Regions from separate parts of the Mus musculus genome. Here region 2 is linked to region 1. Evidence: chromatin contacts called from ENCODE Hi-C or POLR2A ChIA-PET data. All regions are on one chromosome and are shown on one strand. The core of a region is the stretch at or near the end of the contact, and the rest is flanking DNA. Distances in the headings are between cores, read along the strand shown. Region 1 holds the start of Ppt1 (palmitoyl-protein thioesterase 1). Region 2 holds the start of Cap1 (CAP, adenylate cyclase-associated protein 1 (yeast)).

Region 1 (4,857 bases), core at 1,023-3,522:
TGTGCATTTATACACATAGCTACACACACACACACACACACACACACACACACACACACACAAATAAACCAAAATTTTATTTAAAAAAAAAAACTATCCCTGATTTAATATGCTTCTCAATCCATTTTCTAAACTAATAATTGTTTTTCCTTCTATTCCATAGGTCTTTGGAGTATGGTGTGGTTGCAAATAGTAAGGAGAAAAAGGTTGCTTTCCCCATGTTTGCCACTGCAACTTCTTGCTGCTGAAGCAGTTTATGTGCAATTTTCAATGTGTACATATATCACTATATTCTGATTTTAGAAGTTATTTCCATAGACTGTATGGTGAAAAATAACTGTAATTCTAGCAAGGAGGCAGAGGCAGGACAGCTGCCCCAAGTTGGAAAGAGAGAGACAGAGACATACAGAGAGAGAGAGAGAGAGAGAGAGAGAGAGAGAGAGAGAGAGAGCCAGCAAGCCAGCCTTGCTATGTATCCTTGAATCCTTGCTATAAAAACACAAATCATACAGCAATGTATAAAGTAAAGAATGAGCTGAGTATGGTGGCCAAAGCCTATAATCCCAGCACTTTCGAGGCAGGGACAGGAAAAGCAAGAGTTCAGTCATTCGAAGCTACATAGAAAATTCCAGGCCAACTTGGGCTACTGAGACCTATCTGGTTTCTTTCTCCATCCCTCTCACCTCATATCTGAGACAAAGGCTCCCACTGAACCTGGAACCTGGCGATCTGATTAGACTGTGGCCCGGCAGCCAGCAAAACCCAGGGATCCCCTTGTCTTTGCCTCCTCCACACTGGGATTGCACTTCCCTACACCTGCGGGTGTGGCCATCCAACTCAGATTCTACGCTGAAGCAGCAAGCACTTTAAAGACAGAGCTGTCTTCCTGGCCCCGGGCCTATTTTTGCTTTCCTTTGTTTTTACTCTGATTTATTTGTTTACATTGTGTGTTTATGAGTCTCTATGGGGACATGTGACTGTCGGTGTATAGAGCTCAGAAGACAGCTTGCACAACTTGTTTTTTTTAACCTCAAGCTATCATAGTTCTCAAGAGGAAAGGATCAGGAATGGCTTAGTGGCCATTGTTTTATCCAGCTGAACAATCTAGCTGGCCCAACGCTTATCAGACTGTGCACTGTATAATGCATCCTAATCCTGTATTTTAATTGGCTTTCCAATTACTAAGTAACTGCTGGTTTCAGTGGGGTGGTACAGAAGGGTTTCATGTGGGTGCACAACCGGTTATTCTTCTAGATTTTTCATATGTCGCTCTCTACAAGACTACTTCATCCTTTATAAAGCCGGTGTCAGAGAGTCCCACTGTACCGTGAATACACCCTATTTAACAGATTCCTTTAAACATTTTTAATGCTTTTTTAGGGGAAAAAATGTTTGACACTGTCATTGAGGTGCCGAGGCTGCACTGAGGGAATCTAGAAAAGATGTGGGAGCATAGACAGGAGCCTCTGGGCTATAATAAACCAGAGTGGAGCTTGGATAGGACGTAGCTATGTTTCCCATCTTCCTAGTACATGAAATACCTGAGAGTCCATGACAGCCTGGAAGTCTTATTACATCTTTAATAAGATACTTTTTTCCCTCTTCAGGAGTCCAAACTTCCTCCTCCCTAATTACATCTTTAGCTTTTGAAACCCCATCTTAGCTTTACGATCCAAACCAAACCTCACCATGATATAACTTGCCCTGGATGAAAATCAAGTCTCCCTTCCCCAGTCCCGACACTGAGCCTTTTCTTCCAAGGGCTATAAGTACTATGGCACTGTGCTGAAGAGTTTTCTGCCTCCGCCTCCGAGGACCTTACCTAATTTCTCACACATGTGCTAAAATAAAAACAGTCTCCTAGGGGGAAAGCACCTGCAGCCAAGCCTGATGGATGACCTCAGTTCAATCCCTCTGACCGCTCCTGCAAGCGGTTCTCTGGCCTCCACACATGCGCTGTAGAACGCGAGCCGTACACATATGAAACGCCCACACATAGAATTAAAATTACGTGCAAATGACATAATTGTTAGCGAATAAACAGCTCTTTTCTGCTAATACACAGCTGAAAGAGAAGGCAAAGTTCCGTAGGGGGAAGGGGGAATTGTCACCTAGGCGTCCTTGGGTGTAAAATGAGAGCAGTGCATAAGATCAATTAAAAGATGGAAAGCCCTTATATAGTAGAGTCTGGTGGGTGTTAAGCAATGAATAAACGTCTCTGTCAGGATGCAGAGCCCGGCAGGGGGCGTGGCCACCGGAATTACTTTGGTCCACAGTCCCCGCGGTCATGTGATTGCTAAGATGGCGTCGTCCTGTTCGCGGAGGCTGCTAGCTGCCGCTCTGCTGCCTTGGTGCTGCGCCGCCTGGGCCCTGGGGCATCTGGACCCACCTTCACCACCACCGCTGGTGATCTGGCATGGGATGGGTGAGTGGGCGTGGACGGGGGCATCCTTTTCCCCCCTCGGTTCTTAAATCTGGAAAGACGATAGGGATTCCACAGCACCCGCCTAGTCCAAGGTTTTCGGATTTGTTGCTCTGCACGGAAGGGACGACAACCAGGTGTCTTTAGTGAGTGCTCAGTGAGTATTGTGCACGGCTTGGTTTATGCTTTGTTAAAATCCTGGCAGCAGTAGCATCAGCCTGCAGTATCTCACAGTCAGTCCAGCCTGCCCCTGCAGAGCTGGACTGCACACTCAGGCTTTCATTCCTTCACATCTGAATAGAGATCTACCAGGGGCCTTCATGTCCTTTATACAGTTACCTCAGAGCACCTGCTATACCTGAGCATGAAGCATTCTCATCTTTCTGGAACTTGCTGTCCAGTGGGGGAAACGTATTATAAGGAAATACGGGAAACTTGTCAAATGGCCAGGAGTGCAGTGAAAACAGAAGATAGAGCCTCAGGTGTGAGCTTGTGCTTCTACGGAGCAAGTTAGAACAGGAAACGGGATTCACCCAAGAGTGACAACTGAGTAGAGCTTAAGAGGATGCAGCACCATGGAGGGAGCAACTGGCCAGATCCTCCCTCCCGCCCCACCCCCCCGGAGCTCCCAGGGATTGGACCACCAACTAAAGAGTACACATGGAGGGACCCATGGCTCCAGCTGCCTATGTGGCAGAGGATGGACTTGGACATCAGTAGGAGGAGAGGCCCTTGAACCTGAGAATGTTCGATGCCCCAGTGTAGGGGAATGCCAGGGAGGGAAGACAGGAGTGGGTGGGTGGGGAACACCCTCATAGAGTCAGGGGGAGGGGGGATTGGATAGGGGGGTTCCGATGGGGAGACCTGGAAAGGGGAAAACATTTAAATGTAAATAAAGAAAATATCCAATAAAAAAAATAAAAGAAGGAAAAAAGAGAAGAAAAAAAGGAGGACGAGGGAAGATGCCATAGGGACATGTGGTCACAGGAGCAGCAGGTGCAAAGGCCCTGAGCTTGGCAGACTAGCATGCAGAGCAGTGTAGCAGGAGCAGCGGGAGCAAGGGAATAAGAGGGTGGACAAGTATGCTGGGGCTTTTAAGATTAGTGTAAGGACTTGGAATTTCACTAGGAACTTGTGAGGTGGTAGAATTTACATTTGTAAAGAACTGTTCTAAGCCCTTTGTGCTAGCTAGCAACTGTAAAGAGCTAGTTTAGGAATGTAACTCCCCAGCACTCCGGAGGCAGAAGCAGGAGGAACACCCCGAGTTTGAGGCCTGCATGATCTACATGGCAAGTTCCACATCAGCCAGAGCTACATGGGAAGACCCATATAATTAAAATTAAAAATGACGTTGAAAGGATCTATTTCTGACACTAGATGTCTATGCATACCCTAAGTGATCACTGAACAAAAGCTGTGGCTATGAGCTCTGGGGAGAAGTTGTCATTAGAAGAAAAGGGATTGAGAACAGTCAGCTGAGATCACAGGGAATTCAGGTGCTTGTCAACAGAACCAACAACAGGCATTTTCTTTGGGAGCTCAGATTTAAAACTATATATATATATATACACATACATACATACATACACATACATACACATACATACACATACATACATACATATACATATATATACACATATATTTTAAAAAATCAAGTGTGTGTGTGTGTATTGTGTGTGTGTATATATATGTATATATACACACACACTGTAGTTGTCTTCAAACACACCAGAATAGGGAATCAGATTCCATTACAGATGGTTTGTGAGCCACCATGTGGTTTACTCAGGAACTCTGGAAGAGCTGTCAGTGCTCTTAACCACTGAGCCATCGCACCAGCCCCCAGGGAGCTCTGATTTATTAGCTGTGAAGATTGGTTTTCTTGAAGAGTCTTAGGGAGATTCCCTGTATAAGATTCAGCTCAATGGCCTGTTTGTCCTCAAGAGTCCCTGGCTTTGTCCTGTAGCTAAGTCAATTGTTTCTTTTTCTCTCTGGGATAAGGCGAAGAGGGATCAGGGTCAGGCTCAGTAGGGCTGTAGACAGGGAGGAGGGAGACCTTACAGGATTGTGCTTTATGGATTAAAGGCATGAGTGCCTGTCTGTCTTGTCCCACCAGTGTCCTCATTTCTGTTGTAGTTGCTGTGTTGAGAATAGATTGTAGATGTCACAGGAACTGCAAGGGGACACTGCAGACTTAAACCCAGAGATGCCTGTGACTCAGAGCTGTATAACGACAGCTGTGTGGTAACAGGAAGTGTGGTGGAAGTTTGGCATACTTCAGTGTGGCATCAAAGAATTAGATATGGCATGAGAGATGGAGGTGGCAGAGATGACTACACAGGCTTTGGCTTGGACAATTAGAAAGTGAAGTTGTTTAATGAAAATAGGGTTGCTTGGATGATGAGCATACTGGGGGGGGGGGGGGTAGTCAG
Region 2 (4,857 bases), core at 1,382-3,881, 50 kb after region 1:
CCATGAACATGGTTGAAAAAAGTTCTCCTCAGAAGGGAAACACTGCCTCCTCAAGGCCTGCTGCACTCAGAAAAGTCACCAGTACCTACCACTTGGTCTGCAGAGTTAAGTTAGACTTTAAAGTACTTTCATTGCTACCAATTTTATTAACCTTCTCTGCATCATTAATTATGCTCCGCTGACCTACAGAATATTTCTGCAAAGTAGGAAGTGTCCAGAAAGTTATGCGTGCTGAGCACTACAGCAACAACAGACAGTTACAAAATAAAATCCAAACACATTCAGACTAAGACATTCAAAGCCCCAAACAACCAGCCAGACACCCCACCCCGCTCCCAGCTCCTACCGAACTCCAGGCCTGAGTATTTCTCATAGCAGTACAGACCAAACCCTCTTCTGCCACACCTTTGCAATTTGCCCTGGCTAGACCTGGGGGCACTAATGCCCAGAAGGCTACAGATTTTTTTCTTTGTCACTTCACAATTTTATATCTCTTTCCAATGAACCTTTTATATTCCTTATCTGAATGGTACTGACAGTATCTTAGACCAGAACAGCAGCAATTTCCAGACTACAACTACTTCTTCACTCCCATAAATAACAAGCCTCCAGTTCCTTGGATTCCAGCCTTGATATCTGCCCTAGGCTTCAGCTCGTGATTCTCCTGCCTCAAACTCCAGGTGCTGACATGGCAGACACACACTATCACATATGGCCAAGACTGCTCAAATGCAACCCCTCTTGGTCATTTCCACTTCCCCTCTCCAGCTCAAGCCATGACACAGCAACAGCTTTTTAAGTACTGGTCTACTCCAGTGTCTGGTCCCTTCCCACTCTGCCAAGTGGGAAAACCCTTCAAAGTATCCCCATAGCTTCCAGGCTAAAATCCAAATTCTTTAGCATGCTTCCAAGGGCCTCCCTATTTGACTCCACAACCTCTCATTTTCTCCACTTCTCCAAGTAATACTGGAACCACAACACGGCTGACTAGTCACTTGGGTCTTTCTCATGCCTAGGTCTCTGCGCCTTTCCATCTAGTTCTGCCTAGAAATCCGTTTCCTAGGCTCATTATATGCCTAAGGAAATCTTGAAACACTAAGTCCCTCATTGTTGCCTAGAACTGTGGTTCAGATATTTCTCCTGTTCTCAGTAGCTCTGTGTTCACACAGTGCACACACTCAACCACCCTTGATTTGCCGGTTCCTCCCATACTGTACATATCACCAGAGAACAAGTGTATTCCTAGCCAGAAGGGCTAAGTGCCTAAGCTAAAATGTTTTCACACATACTGAGGTCCAATAAATGCTTGGCAGATGATGAACGTGCTGTTCTAACCCTGGATTTTCACTTCAAGGGAAAGCAGTACAAAGAGCTACAGCTGACAGTTCTGATACTAACTAACCTCTATCTAATATATTCTCTCTCTCTCTCTCTCTCTCTCTCTCTCTCTCTCTCACACACACACACACACACACACACACACACACCCTCTTGATCTTTCAAAACGCTTCTGACTCCCTTGCTGCGTCCTTCCACAGCACCCTCACCACATTTGTAACTATTTCTTAACTGTCTTTCACTGCTAACTCGATGGGGGCAATGACTAGACTTTTCAAAGCTGTATTCGATGACATTTTCCATGTTGCCAACACAGAATAAACACAGCGATCCTACGACCACAGGCACTTGGCAACTGTGCCAGACCCAACCTGAATCATCTGACTTCAGATCCAGAAGTGGACAGCACCTCCCATAAAGTTAGCTTGGATTGCGAGTGAACAGTGGCAGTCTAAGAGTAAGGGGAGCTCACTGAACGTAAACGCAGGGCTTACTAGCCTACCTTAAATTTAACAGGCATTCCAAATTTTTAACTTTTTTTTTTTTTTTAGTTCTACTACCAGATAGCCTTTAACCTGCAGCTGCCCAGATCGAAAGTTAGAGAGGTTCCAAGGAAAGGAAGGATCTAGGACTGGAAACCTCTCTCTAAAACCAGATTCTTTTCTTCTCCGAGATCAAGTTACCCATCCGAGTAATGGGAACAAGACCCGGTCAGGAGGAAATTCTAAGGTCTCCCAGGGTCCATTCAGTTGGTTAGGATGCCTTTAGGAATCAGGCCTCCGCGGAGGCTGATAGGCAGAGCTGCGAAATCAAGGAGAAAGTGGCTTCCCCAAGACCTCCTGGTTCAATCTGGTACCCCAGCCCCACCTCAAGAGACCGCACCCAGGAGCCCGGGATGGCCGAAGGGCCCAAACCCCGGCCTTTCAGCAAGACTCCTCAAACGCGCGTAGGCTAGCACAGCCTTTACTAACGGCCAGGACCCGGTGGGCCCCAAAGACCATCCCAATCCTTATCCAACCACCAACCCTCACCTTAAGAGTTCCGCCTCACCTCCGGACTGCGATCAGCCGCTCTCCACTTCCGGCAAGAACCGCCCAGCGGTCTTCGCGCGACCCACTTCCGGGCCCTCACTGGGCGCGGCACCCCCACCGGAAATGAACCACTGGCTGTAACGCTAGCCCGGGGGAGAGGAAGAAGTTTGGCCGCTCCGCTCGTGACTCCGCCCTCATTCCCCGCCACCGGAGAGAGAATCTGGCTTAGGAGCGTTTGGAAAAGGGCTCCGCCTCCAAGGGAGGTGGGGGAGGAAAACTCGGGGAAGGGGCGTGTCCACGGTTGGTCACGCCCCGAGGCCCAGACCAATAAGGAGCTGGAGTTCCTAACCAAGCCCCACCTCCTCAAAGGAAGACAGCTGAGTGGCTGCTTGTTTTGTCAATTTGTGCTCGGAGACTGAGGTCGTTACGTTTTTAGCCTCAGTCCGGAAGAGGTTCAGGGAACAACAGTGGGGCTAGAAGGCTCTGAGACCCAGTGTCTGGTGGTTGGGGGGACCGGGACCAAATTTCGCCCCTGGCTGGGCGTGCAAGCCTTGGTTTCCCTGTCTGTAGTACAGAAAAGCAATGGACTCGGTCGCGGAGGCTAATAGAGTAGGCTTTGAGCGTCTGGGCATGCTCGCCCTCGCTCGATTCCGAGGCTAGGGCTGGGAAGGTGGAGAAAATCTTCCACTCGCGCCCCACTTCCTGTTTGCTCTGTGCGTTTTGTGACCATAGATGGTCAGGTCCGTGGCTGTGCTTAAGCTTCCGCCTCAGGCTTCGGAGTTCTTCCTCCCACCCTGTAGGGTGTGGTCCCTGAAATGAAATGAGCAAAATTAAAGGAGATCTTGTCCCATTCCTTAAAAATCTTGCTTTTGAGGCTTCATCGCCCCAAGCTATGTATGCCCAGCTGGCTGCTAATGAGCCCGTGTGCGATTCAGAGCTGTAACTGCAGCCTGCAGGGCAGTCTTCGCCTCCCTGCTTCTTAGACGGGGGATCGCGTCTTTGTTTCCTCCGGACTTAACACTTTCCAACCGGTCATTATCCTCCCACAAAGATTTATTTCTAGAAAAAAAATTGGCGAGTGCTGTGCTATGGTTCCTACCCCTTCGACTGGATGACTGACAACTCCGCGTTCAAGTTGAATGCAGGTGTTATATGCCAGAGTCAATCATTCAACAAATACAGTTCATGTAATAATAGCTACCATTTACTGTGCGCTGACTACATGCCAGGCTTGTGCTGAGCGCTCAAACCATTTTCATTTAATCCTAATAGCAACTCTCTGCGGTAGGTACCATTACATCCTCGGAGCTTCAAATGAGGAAGCTGAATAACTTGCCAAGGTCACAAAGTAGATGTTGAAACTTTAAACAGAGCACGCATTTGACTGTCTTAGAACCAATGAATTTAATCATCCCCAGTGATAGATAGATCTGGGAACATTTGAGGCATTGGGTGCCTCTGGTTGTAGACGTAAGTTGTTCCATTCCTGACTCCGAGCCCTTTACTAGCGTCCCGACTTTGATCAAGGTGCTTTGGACAATTTACTGGCCTCCCCCAGTTTATGACTCCCAGTTTGTTTAAAACAGAAATGACAACATACCAAATTATGGCACAAAAATCATCCGTTTATAATATGTTCATTTCAGGGGCAGGTGTGGTAATGCTCACCTTTAGTTCCAGCACCCGGGAAGCAGAGGCAGGTTGATTTTGTGAGTTCAAGGCCAGCCTGGTCTACATAATGAGTTCCAGACACAGTGAGACCCTGCCTCAAACAAACAAATACATTTGGGCTGGAAAGATGACTCAACTGGAGAAAGACATCTGCTTCCAAATCCTGAGTTTGATTCCCCAACACCTACCTGACAGAAGGAGAGAAGACTTCAAAAAGTCATTCATGGTCCATGTGGGTTCAATCTCTCACACAACAAATAAAATTTTTGTTTTATTTTCTCTTGAGAAAACTTCTCATACCCTTGGCTACCCTAGAGCCAAGACCAGACTAGCTTTGAACTCAGACATCTCTGCCTGTCTTTGCCTCCTGAGTGTTAGATTTAAAAGTATGGGCCAACTTGCCTGGTCAATAAATAAAATACGTTTAAAATTTAAAAGTTTAACCAATAAATACTGTCTTAACATCAAACAGAGAGTTGTGATGCACACCTTTGATCTCACCTCTGGGAAGATTGAGATAGGACGACTCTGAGTCTGAGGCCAGCCTGGACTACAAAGCAACAATTTGCCAAAACAAAACAAAACAAAATCAAAAGGTTAAATATGAGTCTATATGCAGCTCAGAACAGACAGCCCCTCCCCCTAACCAATTTTACCCTCCTAAATCTCTTTTGTGAGTAGGGACACAAAGTATACAGATCATCCATCCATGCGTCCAAGAGCAATAGAAGAAAGAGGGGACGAGAGGGGGCCAGTGAGATGGTTCCTGGATTAAAAGTGCCAGCCACGTAAACCTGAAGAGCTCTGTAATACACAT

The links. A loop is a pair of places that touch in the nucleus more often than their neighbours do. ChIA-PET counts read pairs that join two places held with the same protein, here RNA polymerase II (POLR2A).
Region 2: a loop to region 1 is called in a map of left cerebral cortex, with 7 times the contacts of the local background. The contact joins the promoter of Cap1 here to the promoter of Ppt1 in region 1. A Hi-C loop is called at or near these places in 4 of 37 maps with a recorded cell type or tissue (heart, left cerebral cortex and regulatory T cell). POLR2A ChIA-PET finds 5 or more read pairs at or near these places in 5 of 5 experiments (Patski and embryonic stem cell).

What each region holds. Positions count from the first base shown.
Region 1 is chr4:122,833,955-122,838,811 of GRCm38, forward strand. It overlaps Ppt1 (palmitoyl-protein thioesterase 1), which reads left to right and starts at 2,273. Exons shown (of 9, transcript NM_008917.3): 1 at 2,273-2,425. The coding sequence starts at 2,302.
Region 2 is chr4:122,883,445-122,888,301 of GRCm38, forward strand. Cap1 (CAP, adenylate cyclase-associated protein 1 (yeast)) reads right to left here and starts at 2,632. Exons shown (of 13, transcript NM_001358035.1): 1 at 2,370-2,632.